2 separate regions of the Homo sapiens genome follow, and region 2 is linked to region 1. A link is a contact called in ENCODE Hi-C or POLR2A ChIA-PET data. All regions are on one chromosome and are shown on one strand. Each heading gives the region's core, a stretch centred on a gene start or an enhancer-like site at or near the end of the contact. The rest is flanking DNA. Distances are from core to core; before and after follow the strand shown. Region 1 overlaps MAPT (microtubule associated protein tau). Region 2 overlaps KANSL1 (KAT8 regulatory NSL complex subunit 1).

What was found. Hi-C counts contacts between places; a loop is a spot of excess contacts on that map. ChIA-PET counts read pairs that join two places held with the same protein, here RNA polymerase II (POLR2A). Pooled maps may share reads with other maps.
Region 2: a loop to region 1 is called in a pooled map, with 2.2 times the contacts of the local background. The contact joins two enhancer-like sites. A Hi-C loop is called at or near these places in 2 of 168 maps with a recorded cell type or tissue (GM18951 and motor neuron) and 2 of 50 pooled maps. POLR2A ChIA-PET finds 5 or more read pairs at or near these places in 9 of 52 experiments (AG04450, CD4-positive, alpha-beta T cell, CD4-positive, alpha-beta memory T cell and 6 more).

The regions. Positions count from the first base shown.
Region 1 is chr17:46,018,703-46,025,450 of GRCh38, forward strand. MAPT (microtubule associated protein tau) reads left to right here. Exons shown (of 13, transcript NM_001377265.1): 12 at 1-28; 13 at 5,254-6,748. The coding sequence ends at 5,469. Among named protein-coding and RNA genes, the nearest start is that of STH, 23 kb to the left of the region's middle. RefSeq lists enhancers at 4,800-5,418, 6,036-6,653. Within about 2 kb of position 1,914, at least 6 of the 41 ENCODE cell types and tissues checked have a DNase peak (open chromatin) inside an H3K27ac peak, as active enhancers do.
Region 2 is chr17:46,176,977-46,183,724 of GRCh38, forward strand. The region is part of intron 1 of KANSL1 (KAT8 regulatory NSL complex subunit 1); the gene reads right to left. Among named protein-coding and RNA genes, the nearest start is that of KANSL1, 13 kb to the right of the region's middle. Within about 2 kb of position 2,480, at least 3 of the 41 ENCODE cell types and tissues checked have a DNase peak (open chromatin) inside an H3K27ac peak, as active enhancers do.

The DNA.
Region 1 (6,748 bases), core at 664-3,163:
CCACGTCCCTGGCGGAGGAAATAAAAAGGTAAAGGGGGTAGGGTGGGTTGGATGCTGCCCTTGGGTATATGGGCATTAATCAAGTTGAGTGGACAAAGGCTGGTCCAGTTCCCAGAGGAGGAAAACAGAGGCTTCTGTGTTGACTGGCTGGATGTGGGCCCTCAGCAGCATCCAGTGGGTCTCCACTGCCTGTCTCAATCACCTGGAGCTTTAGCACGTTTCACACCTGGGCCCCAACCTGGAGAGGCTGACCAATGGGTCTCAGGGGCAGCTCGGTTGCTGGAGTTTTTGTTTTTATTTATTTTTATGTATTTAAGGCAGGGTCTCTGTATTAGTCCATTCTCACACTGCTAATAAAGACATACCCAAGACTGGGTAATTTATAAAGGAAAGAGGTTTAATGGACTCACAGTTCCACATGGCTGGGGAGGCCTCAAAATCATGGCGGAAGGCAAAGGAGAAGCAAAGGCATTTCTTACATGGCGACAGGCAAGAGAGCGTGTGCAGGGGAACTCCCATTTATAAAACCATCAGACCTCATGAGATTTATTCACTATCATGAGAACAGCATGGGAAAGACCCGCCCCCATGATTCAGTTACCTCCCACTGGGTCCCTCCCATGACACATGGAATTATGGGAGCTACAATTCAAGATGAGATTTGGGTGGGGACACAGCCAAACCATATCAGTCTCCCTCTGTCATCCAGGCTGGAGTGCACTGGCATGATCTCGGCTCACTGCAGCCTCTACCTCCCTGGGTCAGGTGATCTTCCCACCTCAGCCTCCCAGGTAGCTGGAACTACAGGTACCTGCCACTATGCCTGGCTAAATATTTTGTATTTCCTGTGGAGACGAGGTTTTGCCACGTTGCCCAGGCTGGTCTTGAACTCCTGAGGTCAAGCAATATGCCCACCTCGGCCTCCCAAGGTGCTGGGATTACAGGTGTGAGCCACAGTGCTCGGCCTAAGTCACTGCAGTTTTTAAAGCTCCCAGGTGATTCTTCAGTGCAGTCAAAAGTGAGAACTGGCTGGGTGCGGTGGCTCATGCCTGTAATCCCAGCACCTTGGGAGGCGAAGGTGGGCAGATGGCTTGAGGTCAGGAGTTCAAGACCAGCCTGGCCAACATGGTAAAACCCCATCTCTACTAAAAATACAAAAGTTAGCTGGGTGTGGTGGTGCGTGCCTGTAATCCCAGCTACTTGGGAGGCTGAGGCATGAGAATTGCTTGAACCCAGGGGACAGAGGTTGTAGTGAGCCGAGATCGTGCCACTGCACTCCAGCCTGGGCAACAGAGTGAGATTCCATCTCACAAAAAAAAAAAAAAAAGCGAGAACCACTGTCCTAGGCCCTGATGTTTGCAGGCAACTAAAAAAGGAAGTGGACATCCCCAGTCAGCTGTGGCGCACCAAGAACAAGTCATGGGAACATAACCTAATTTTCTAAATGGGTTACTAGGCACTTAGAGCAAAACAATGATGCCGAAATCCTGATTTCAGCAAAGCCTCTGCCTGCCTGTCTTGGAAGTATCCACATGAGGCTGCTGGGGCCTTGGTGTCCCCAGCAGTTTCTAGTCTCTAGGTCTTGCTGTGGGTGTCTGTGCAGTGAGGGTGTGTGTGGCGCTGGGTGAGCTCTGTCTAGGCCTGGCACAGGATGCGGTCTGGTAGCTGCTGCTTCTCTTCTGCAGAAGCGCAGCCAAGCACCCTCTGGGGTTTCAGGCCCACACCCAGCCTGAAGTTCTGGGAGTGGCTCACTTTCCAACCTTCAGGGTCTCCCAGCAGCTGACTGGGGAGTGGTGGAGGGAAAAGGGATTGTATTAGTCCGTTTTCACGCCGCTGATGAAGACATACCCGATACTGGGCAGTCTAAAAGATAGAGGTCTGATGGACTCACAGTTCCACGTGACTGGGGAGGCCTGACAATCATGGTGGAAGGTGAAAGGCTTGTCTCACACGGTGGCAGACAAGAGAAAAGAGCTTGTGCAGGGGAACTCCCCTTTATAAAACCATCAGATCTCGGGAGACTTATTCACTATCATGAGAACAGCACGGGAAAGACCCTCCTCTATGATTCAATTACCTCCCACCAGGTCCCTCCCACAACATGTAGGAATTGTGGGAACTACAATTCAAGATGACATTTGGGTGGGGACACAGCCAAACCATATCAGGGCGTCCCAGAAAGGGTATAGGGTCTGAGACCCAAGTCAGCATGAGAAAGTATGCTTCTCATGGTGGCCCAGTTGGGTGGAAGTGGCAGCCGGGCCGTCTTTCCACCAGGCCACTCAAGTAGCAGCTGAGAGACCCCTGCCCTGGCCAGTCCCCGCCCTCCCCTCTTGCCACTGCCTCTGGTTCTGAACAGATGGGCACCCTCATCTTGTATTTGTGATTAATGTCTAACAATGTAGTTTTGTGAGAAGGGTTTGCTGATACAGCCTTGCTGCAGATGCTGCGAACTGTGGCCTGGGGCAGACCTTACCTCCAGACACGCCCTGAGGCAGGGGAGGGCACTGGCCCGTAGCTGGCCGAGAGCTCTCGGGTTGCGCGACAGGGATACTTTTCAGCGGCTGGGTCGCTATCCAAAGTGAGAAAACGAGGAGGGACCAGGAGGCTGTCCGCCTCAAGAGATGTGGGGGCCAGGTCCAGTTATCTGGGGAAGCAGTAAGCTTCTCTGCTGTTTCTAACCCCAGGCCTCCCCTGGTCTAAGGCAGGGCCTCCCAGCCTCGGGGCACTTTAAAGATATCTGGGCCTGGCCCCATCCCCACAGTCTGACTGAGTGGGTCTGGATAGGGCCTGAGCATTGGTGATTTCCTGGGTGAAAGGAGGCCCCTCACAGTCTCTGGAAGCTTCTCTGTGTTAGGAAAAGCTCTGGGCTTGACTCTGCTTTGAAAGTCAAGATCCGCAAATCCTCTCAGCCTCAGTTTCTCCTTCAGCAAGATGAAATGGAAATGCTGTACCTACGTCCCGGGGTGGTTGTGAGACCCAAAAAAGACAATGTTCTGGAAGGTTCCTGGTGCGTTGCAGTCCTCTAAGAACCTGAGTTAGAGCCACGCTGAGTCTCAGCTTCTTGGCTCCTTCTGTTTCAAACTCGTCCATGTGATAGCTCAGGAAGGGTAGGCAGGGCCCTGCCCCCTACTCAGAAAACACCATCCTGGTCCTGGGGATCCCCGCAGCATTAGTCCCCTGTTTTCCCAGTGTATTGAGAAAAATTGCTAACAAGCAGTGGGGCACACCACCAGCCTCCTGGGTTCCTTTCAGTTTGGGGATTTTTGGACATTCCCAGGAATGTCTTAAAAAACACTTCAAAAAACATTAACATAAATATTTTTATCAAAGCCTGTATTAAATGGTCTTTCAAGAAAATACAGTAACAGGTCAGGCATGGTGGCTCATGCCTGTAACCCCAGCACTTTGGGAGGCCAAGGCAGGCAGATCACCTGAAATCAGGAGTTCAAGACCAACCTGGCCAACACAGCCAAATCCCATCTCTACAAAAAATACAAAAATTAGCTGGGTGTGGTGGCACACACCTGTAGTCCCAGCTACTTGGGAGGCCGAGGCAGGAGAATTGCTTGATCCCGGAGGCGGAGGTTGCAGTGAGCTGAGATCGTGCCACTGCACTCCAGCGTGGGTGACAAGGTGAATCTTTGTCTCAAAAAAAAAAAAAAAAAAAAGATAAAATACAGTATACAGTAATAGAGAACAATCCTTTTTTCAAAGTAGTGACCCCAAATGAACAAAATATGCATCTAGCTTAAATGCGAACCTGGTTTTCTCTACGCCCATTCAAGCCCCTGCAATAGGGGCCCTTCACCCCGCATCCATGGACTCCTAAAATTATATGGAAAATGGCTGTGTGTGAGTGTGGATGGACATGTGCACACATATTTTTGGCTTTACCAGATGCTCAAAGAGCCTAGGACCCAAAAAGGGCTGAGAATGACCGTGTCGGCCACTTCAGGGTCATCAGGAATTGCTGTGCACTGCTCACTTCTCCAGTGAACACTTTCTGCTTCTGTGTTTCCTGGTATCCTTTGGGACTCCTGGCTAGGTCATGTGTTTCTCTACTTTCAAAAGGGCTTCAGCCAGGCACGATGGCATGAGCCTGTAGTCCCAGTTGCTCTGGAGGTTAAGGTGGGAAGATTGCTTGAGCCCAGGAATTTGAGGCCAGCCTGGGCAAGTAGATAGGTAGATGATTGATAGATAGATAGATAGATAAATAGATGGATAGATAAGTCGCTAGACAGTCATCCATCCACCCATCCACACATAAAAAGGCCTTTGTCATGTCATGTTTTGTGGCCCACCTGCCAGTGTTGCCCACAGTTGCTGCCCCTCCAAACTCATCAGTCACTGGCAAACAGGAGGAATGTGTGGCTCATGTCTGGGCATCAGTGGCTGTGGGAGACATCCTTGATCTTCTCCAGCTTCTCCTTCCACATTTTCCTTTGCAATCTGGCAATATCTATTAAAATAAAATGTGCATGCCTTTTGACCTAAGAGCTTCACTTCTAGGACCCACTTACACGTGTGTGACATGATGTTCATACGGGTTTATTTATCTGAGGTTGTTCATACACACCATTGCCTGTAATCACTAAAGGCGGGAGCAGCCTACACATCCATCCACAGAGGAGTAGATGCCTTTTGGTACATCCGTGGCGACGGAATACTAAGCAGCCTGTGTATCTATACACTCACACGTGTTTGTTTATGTGTGGAATATCTCTGGAGGGTACACAAGAAACTTAAAATGATCACTGTCTCTGGGGAGGGTACCTGGGTGCCTGGGAGGCAGGTCAGGGAAGGAGTGGGCACAGGTATTACCAATTGGAAGACAATAAAAACAACAGCTCCTGGCCAGGCGCAGTGGCTCACGCCTGTAATGGCAGCACTCTGAGAGGCTGAGGCGGGCAGATTGCTTGCGTCCAGGAGTTCAAGACCAGCCTGGGCAACATAGCAAAACCCCGTTTCTATTAAAAATACAAAAAATTAGCCAGGTGTGGTGGCATGCACCTGTAATCCCAGCTACTCGGGAGGCTGAGGTGGGAGAATCACCTGAGCCTGGGAGGTCAAGGCTGCAGTGAGGTGAGATTGTGCCACCGCACTCTAGCCTGGGCGATAGAGCAAGACCCTGTCTCAAAAACAAACAAAAAACAGTCCCTGGCACTCTGGGCCAGGCCTGGCAGGGCAGTTGGCAGGGCTGGTCTTTCTCTGGCACTTCATCTCACCCTCCCTCCCTTCCTCTTCTTGCAGATTGAAACCCACAAGCTGACCTTCCGCGAGAACGCCAAAGCCAAGACAGACCACGGGGCGGAGATCGTGTACAAGTCGCCAGTGGTGTCTGGGGACACGTCTCCACGGCATCTCAGCAATGTCTCCTCCACCGGCAGCATCGACATGGTAGACTCGCCCCAGCTCGCCACGCTAGCTGACGAGGTGTCTGCCTCCCTGGCCAAGCAGGGTTTGTGATCAGGCCCCTGGGGCGGTCAATAATTGTGGAGAGGAGAGAATGAGAGAGTGTGGAAAAAAAAAGAATAATGACCCGGCCCCCGCCCTCTGCCCCCAGCTGCTCCTCGCAGTTCGGTTAATTGGTTAATCACTTAACCTGCTTTTGTCACTCGGCTTTGGCTCGGGACTTCAAAATCAGTGATGGGAGTAAGAGCAAATTTCATCTTTCCAAATTGATGGGTGGGCTAGTAATAAAATATTTAAAAAAAAACATTCAAAAACATGGCCACATCCAACATTTCCTCAGGCAATTCCTTTTGATTCTTTTTTCTTCCCCCTCCATGTAGAAGAGGGAGAAGGAGAGGCTCTGAAAGCTGCTTCTGGGGGATTTCAAGGGACTGGGGGTGCCAACCACCTCTGGCCCTGTTGTGGGGGTGTCACAGAGGCAGTGGCAGCAACAAAGGATTTGAAACTTGGTGTGTTCGTGGAGCCACAGGCAGACGATGTCAACCTTGTGTGAGTGTGACGGGGGTTGGGGTGGGGCGGGAGGCCACGGGGGAGGCCGAGGCAGGGGCTGGGCAGAGGGGAGAGGAAGCACAAGAAGTGGGAGTGGGAGAGGAAGCCACGTGCTGGAGAGTAGACATCCCCCTCCTTGCCGCTGGGAGAGCCAAGGCCTATGCCACCTGCAGCGTCTGAGCGGCCGCCTGTCCTTGGTGGCCGGGGGTGGGGGCCTGCTGTGGGTCAGTGTGCCACCCTCTGCAGGGCAGCCTGTGGGAGAAGGGACAGCGGGTAAAAAGAGAAGGCAAGCTGGCAGGAGGGTGGCACTTCGTGGATGACCTCCTTAGAAAAGACTGACCTTGATGTCTTGAGAGCGCTGGCCTCTTCCTCCCTCCCTGCAGGGTAGGGGGCCTGAGTTGAGGGGCTTCCCTCTGCTCCACAGAAACCCTGTTTTATTGAGTTCTGAAGGTTGGAACTGCTGCCATGATTTTGGCCACTTTGCAGACCTGGGACTTTAGGGCTAACCAGTTCTCTTTGTAAGGACTTGTGCCTCTTGGGAGACGTCCACCCGTTTCCAAGCCTGGGCCACTGGCATCTCTGGAGTGTGTGGGGGTCTGGGAGGCAGGTCCCGAGCCCCCTGTCCTTCCCACGGCCACTGCAGTCACCCCGTCTGCGCCGCTGTGCTGTTGTCTGCCGTGAGAGCCCAATCACTGCCTATACCCCTCATCACACGTCACAATGTCCCGAATTCCCAGCCTCACCACCCCTTCTCAGTAATGACCCTGGTTGGTTGCAGGAGGTA
Region 2 (6,748 bases), core at 1,230-3,729, 160 kb after region 1:
AATACCATTTATTGACTTGACATACCTTTATTGACTCGAAATACTATGCTAAGATTCAACATTACTCCCAAAGATATTCATAAGTAAGAGGAGCACTGACTCAAGTGAGCAAATCTCAGTTCCCATCCTGGCTCCACCTCCTGTAGGTTACTTAACTATTCTGTTCTTTAAGTCTCCTCATCTACAAGTAACAGAGCCTTCCCGACAAGGATGCTATGATGATGAAATAAGATACTTTCAATTACTTGGCCACGTACCTGGAGCAACCACCCAGTATTATTTGCACTTTTATTACACTGGAAACAAAAAGGAAACATAGAAGGAATGAATTTCCATGGCTTTTTAATGCACCTAGTTTGCAATTAGCTACAATTGCCATAAACCACCACCTAAGTTTAGTACTTTAATCTTTTCCCTGTTATGTCTAGACTTACTTTTAATATTTCATGATGTTGTTTATAATAAAAAGAAAACTGAATGCCAAAAACTCGGTTAAATTATTAAATATCCATACAATGGAATACTGTGCAACCCTAAGTGTGGCAGAGCTATATTTACTAACATAGAAAAGTGCTTGCTTCATTATTAAATGAAAAAAAGTTACAAAACAAAACACAGTATCATCTCAATTTTGCTTTAAAAAGTCATTGGTTAAGATTCTTTTGTCTTTTGTTTCTTGGCTTATGTAAAGTCTCCACCATAAACATGTATTACTTCTATAATAAAATGGAGAGAAACAAAAAGAAAACAATGGAAATTCTTAAAGAGCCAATAACTAAGTAAAACAAAATCACAGTAACATTCTTTTTTTTTTTTTAAGAGATGGAGTCTCGCTCTGTCACCCAGGCTGGAGAGCAGTGGCGTGATCTAAGCTCACTGCAAGCTCCACCTCCCGGGTTCACGCCATTCTCCTGCCTCAGCCTCCCCAGTAGCTGGAACTACAGGCGTCCGCCACCACGCCCAGCTAGTTTTTTGTATTTTTAGTAGAGACAGGGTTTCACCATGTTAGCCAGGATGGTCTCCATCTCCTGACCTCGTGATCTGCCCACCTTGGCCTCCCAAAGTGCTGGGATTACAGGCATGAGCCACCACGCCCGGCCCATAGTAACATTCTTAAATTTAATATACAGAGCAAAACAATGATTCCTATCCCACTTGACCCCTACAAAATTCAAAAAGCTTCAATCTTTGACAATGTAAAGCAGGGAAAGACTGTCAAATTTAAGCAGTTCTTAGAGAAGCTCAGGGCTAAAGGAAAAAAAAACGAAAAACAAAAAAAGGAAGCAGTTCTACACAAACAGCACAACAGCCTATCTGATAAATCATCTTTCTCCAAAGAATACAAAGCCTTAAAAGCTATAATTAACTGATTAATCCTCATAACAACCTGGGCAGTAGAATTAGGGCTGAGATTATAATTTCTAATTTACCGGTGGGGATAAAGTCAGACTGTACATTCAGAATAAAAATTCAAGCCCCAAATATCCCAATTTTTAGTTCATTCAGTTAGTAAACTATAATCTGACAAATACAGATGGAGCTGCTACACCTGCTGTCACTCACACAAATTGAGATTCTGCAGTAAGCTTGTACAGATAAAAGAAAAGGCTACCTATTCAAGGTCATTTAGCTATAAAAGGTTGGGCTAGATAATCAATAGTTTCTCTCTCAGTTTCAAAGAAGTATTTTAGGGTCTGGAAGATGTTAAATGCACTCAGCAAGCAAATACATTTCGGAAAAACTTCCCAGATGGAGACTCACAACGTATTGCATCATACTGAATATGCAAATGTTTACCTTTACCAAACTTTTTTAACAAGCACCTTTTTCCATTACATCTATTAATATCAAGCAGAAACATCATTGTGAGAAATACAAGTTGGGATAAAGTTCAAATATGTGACCTCTAGGGTCCCTTCCTATGTTAATTCTATTATTCTAAATTGCACCATCGGTCCAAGGACAAACTTCTACCTAACACAAGTGGCACTTGGGAAGCAAAAATATACTTCTAGGATAGAGTTTCTCAACCTAACCACTAACTGACATCTCACGATGAGTAATCTATCACAGGGGGCTATCCTGGCAGTAGCATGTTTAGCAACATCTCTGTTTTCCACCCACTAGATGCTAGTAGTGCCCTTCTGAAAATTATGACAATCAAAAATGTCTCCAGACATGTCAAATATGGGAGCTGGGGGGTTCAACATCACACCTCCCAACAGAGAACCATATCCTAAAGATTATACACACACATATATATACTCTTTCAAAAGCAAAACGTATCCAGCTGCTTCAAATACTGTAAGTCAGAACTAACTCCACACCCACAAATGAAAACCTCATTTATTCCCAGTCAATTTCCAAGACAAGACTCCAGATACACAAGAATAACCTGGAAGCATCCACCTTGCAAAAATATTTAGCTGCAGAGAACAAAGGGGAAGGAATAGGTCATCCAGGTGGCCAACAAGTATTACAACCACACTTGCACTGAAAGCAAAAGCAAAAATCAGATGGGGAAGAAAAGTTTGCCCATAATGTGGCTTCTACTAACCTCTTCCTTCACCATTACCTCATTTCTCTACACAAAGGACGGAAAGAAACAGCAGGAAGGATGATTAGGGAAGTGTCCATGAAGTTGCCGCAATTTTAGCTGAGACTTGAAAATTAGCTAAAATGTCATTATGCAAAAGGCTAGGACAAGAGAATGGTAATGTGGCATTCTAGTGAGAGGAAATGGCATAAGAAAAGGCAACGCTGTGTGGGAAAAGGCGACATTCTGAAGGTTAAAAGAAATGAACAATTTGGGCCGGGCGCAGTGACTCATGCCTATAATCCCAGGACTTTGGGAGGCTGAGGCGGGTAGATCACCTGAGATCAGGAGACCAGCCTGGCCAACATGGCGAAACCCCATCTCTACTAAAATTACCAAAAATTAGCCGGGTGTGGAGGCGCGCACCTGTACTCCCAGCTACTTGGAAGACTGAGACAGGATAATTGCTTGAACCCAGGAGGCAGAGGTTGCAGTGAGCTGAGATCGGGCCACTGCACTCCAGCTTGGGTAACAAGAGCGAGACTCCATCTTAAAAAAAAAAAAAAATTAACAATTTGCTTAAAACACAAAGCATATTTTAATAGAGGAAATAGTAGAATGAAGGTGGAAAGGCAGTTTGAAGCCAGATCCTTAACGGACAGCCTTTAATAGCCTTAATTCAGACTTAAAGACAGTAGAGGGGCCAGGCACAGTGGCTCACGCCTGCAATCCCCGCACTTTGGGAGGCTGAGGCGGGTGGATCACCTGAGGTCAGGAGTTTGAAACCAGCCTGGCCAACGTGGTGAAAACCCGCCTCTAATAAAAATACAAAAAAATCAGCTGGGTGTGGTGGCGGGCACCTGTAATCCCAGCTGCTCGGGAAGCTGTGGTAGGAGAATCGCTGAAACCTGAGCGGCAGAGGTTGCAGTGAGCCGAGATCGCACCATTGCACTCCAGCCTGGGTGACAAAAGTGAGACTCCATCTCAAAAAAAGAAATAAATAATAAAAATAAAAATAAAAAATTTAGCCGGGCATGATGGCAGGTGCCTGTAGTCCCAGCTACTAGGGAGGCTGAGGCATGAGAATCACTTGAACCCAGGAGGCAGAGGCTGCAATGAGCTAAGATTGAGCCACTGCATTTCAGCCAGGGCGACAAAGAGAGGCTCTGTCTCAAAAACAAAAACAAACAAACAAAGACAGCAGAGGCCAGGTGCAGCGGCTCAGACATGTAATCCCAGCACTCTGGGAGGCCAAGGCAAAAGGATTGCTTGAGGCCAGGAGTTTGAGACCAGCCTGGTCAACATAGCGAGATCGAGTCTCTGAAAAATAAAAAGTATATACATATATATATACACACACATATATATGTATATGTATATATAAAATAATGACAGCAGAGTATCATTAAACACTTTTTAAATGGGAGTGAAACATCAGACTGTGCTTTAGAGAGATCAGTTGGGTAGGATGGATTGAAAGTAAGTAAAAAGGCATCTATAGATGGCAAAGACCAATAAAAAAGCTACCACAATAATCCAGATAGGATGCAATGAGAACTTCAACCAGAAAATAATAGTCAAAGTCTCTACCAAAGCTTAAATCCAGAAATGTGAAGGGGCCAGTCTAACAAAAAGGCCAAATATATGACAAACAAAAACATGATGGCTTATAAAGAATGGAAAGAAAGCTCTCTTTTCCTTCATAATTTCATCTCCTTTGTGACGAAATCCTTCTTTTCTCACGAAGCTTTTCAGGTTTGGTATGTCCTCTCTATACTTCTAACACTATCAGTCTAGCCCAGGTCCTCATCAGCTCCTGTCTAGATTATCACAACAGCTTCCTGACTAGTGCCTCAGTGCCCCAAACTATCCTTTACCTTTTTATCATCTCACTTTCCTACTCTGAACAAGTTCCTCACACTTTTTTTTTTTTTGAGACAAAGTCTCGCTCTTGTCCCCCAGGCTGGAGTGCGATGGCGCGATCTCCGCTCACTGCAACCTCCGCCTCCCAGGTTCAAACGATTCTCCTACCACAACCTCCCGAGCAGCTGGGATTACCGGTGCCTGCCACCACAGCCAGCTAATTTTTTTGTAATTTTAGTAGAGATGGGGTTTCACCACGTTGGCCAGGCTGGTTTCGAACTCCTGACCTCAGGTGATCGACCCGCCTCGGCCTCCCAAAGTGCTGGAATTACAGGCATGAGCCACCACACCCAGCCCCTCACACCTTTTTAATGAGTTCAAATTCTTCAAGATGAAACTTAACGTCAGGGCAAGCACATCAATTGATACGGACCCAGAACTCCCCACAGATTCCCAACTCCGTATCTTTGCCTATGTTGCTACCTCTACCTGGAAGGTCCTTCTTCTACTTTTTTTTTTTGTCCCCAAACTTACTAATTTTTCAATACATAGCATCTCCACAAAAACTTCTTAGACTCTTCCAATTCATATCACTTTCTTCCTGCTTGAATTGTATAATGCACTTAAAGTCACTGTCATTCAGTTCAAATTATCTGAATTTTCCCTAATTGTTAACTAATTCTATTTCCAAGACAAGCAAAATTCCTTAACAGCACCCTTCTTTAGCGTGCTAACTTTATCGAGAGCTTGGTACATAGTAAGTGCTGTAAGCCCTAAATGACTGGACTAGAGAAGTCAAAAAGGCCTCGTGGGGGTTGCCCTCAAGTGTAAGATTTTACTAAGAAGAGAAAAAGGAGGAAACACGAATCAAAAAATTGACACAATCAAAATAATGGGAAAGACGTGGGGCATGATCCACAAAACAACTTGCATGAATCAGGTGGTATATGTACAGCTTCTCAAGAGAAAGAGAGGAAAAGAACAGTGATTTGTGATGAAGTACTGCAAGCTACATTATGGAATGCACTGCAAAGTATTTATTTTACATATGAACAAAAGTAGATTTGTTGTGGAATACAATGGGGAAGGAGAGACAAAATTTTTACTATAAAACAAAGAGATAATGTGTGTCACCCACAAGACCATTATCAATTTCCTTGGCCAACAGGGCTTCTTAACTGAAAAAGCTTTATATTACTAAAGGAATCATTCCTGAGTGCAGGATAGGTTATTACAAATGTTGTTCACTAACATTAATTAGCGTTTTACTATGTCAATCACTATGCTAAGTATCTTACATATATTCTCTTAATCTTCACAATAACAATGTAAGGTAAGTACTACTGTCCTCATTTTATAGATGCTCAAAGAAGTTAAGTAATTTGCCCATGATCACACAACTATGAAGTTGCAGGGGCAGGATCCATAATGCTAAAGCCGATGCTTTTAACTACTACACTAGATAGTTTAAGGCTTAAACTGAAACGGTCTTAACTGCCTGACAGTAAATTCTGAATTTTAGTCTTTAGAGGAAAGTCAGTCAAAGAACACCAACTACCTACTGAGTATCTCCAATAAATATTAAAATGCCTAGAGTATTCAAAGCACCACAGTAAGTACATACAAGGATGACAAGCAGCAGTAAAGAGAGACACTACTGTGTGATTTGGGGGATGGAGGCAATCCTCATACAGGCTGAGAAGTAGGCGGAGTCAGAAAATGCTTTTCAGAAAAAAGAACATCCAGGCTGAAACCTAAAGAATGAGTAGGAGCTGGGTGCAGTGGCAGGCGCCTGTATTTCCAGTTACTCAGGAGGCAGGAGGATGGCTTCAGGCAAGGAGTTCAAGGCCAGCCTAGGCAACATAGCCCCCATCTAAAAAAGCCACCCAAACAAAAACACTAATTTTTTTTTTTTAAATGATGGCCTACCATGGTAGCTCACACTTATAAGCCCAGCACCTTGGGAGGCCAAGGCAGGAGGATCGCCTGAGCCCAGGAGGAGTTTGAGACTAGCCTAGACAACACACTGAGACCCAGTCTCTAAAAAAATAATAATTAGCTGGGCATAGTGGGAGGGTCACTTGAGCCTGGCGGGTGGAGGTCGCAGTGAGCTGTTATCACGCCACTGCACTCCAGCCTGGGTTACAGAGCAAGATTCTGTCTCAAAAGAAGGAAAAGAGGAGAGGGGAGGAGAGAGGAGAGAGGAGAGAGGAGACAGGGGAGAGGGGAGAGGAGGTGAGAGAAGAAAAGGAGGGAAAGAAGGAAGGAGGGAGGGAAGGAAGGGAAGGAGTAGGGCCGGGAGAGGTGGCTCACGCCTGTAATTCCAGCACTTTGGGAGGCCAAGGCAGG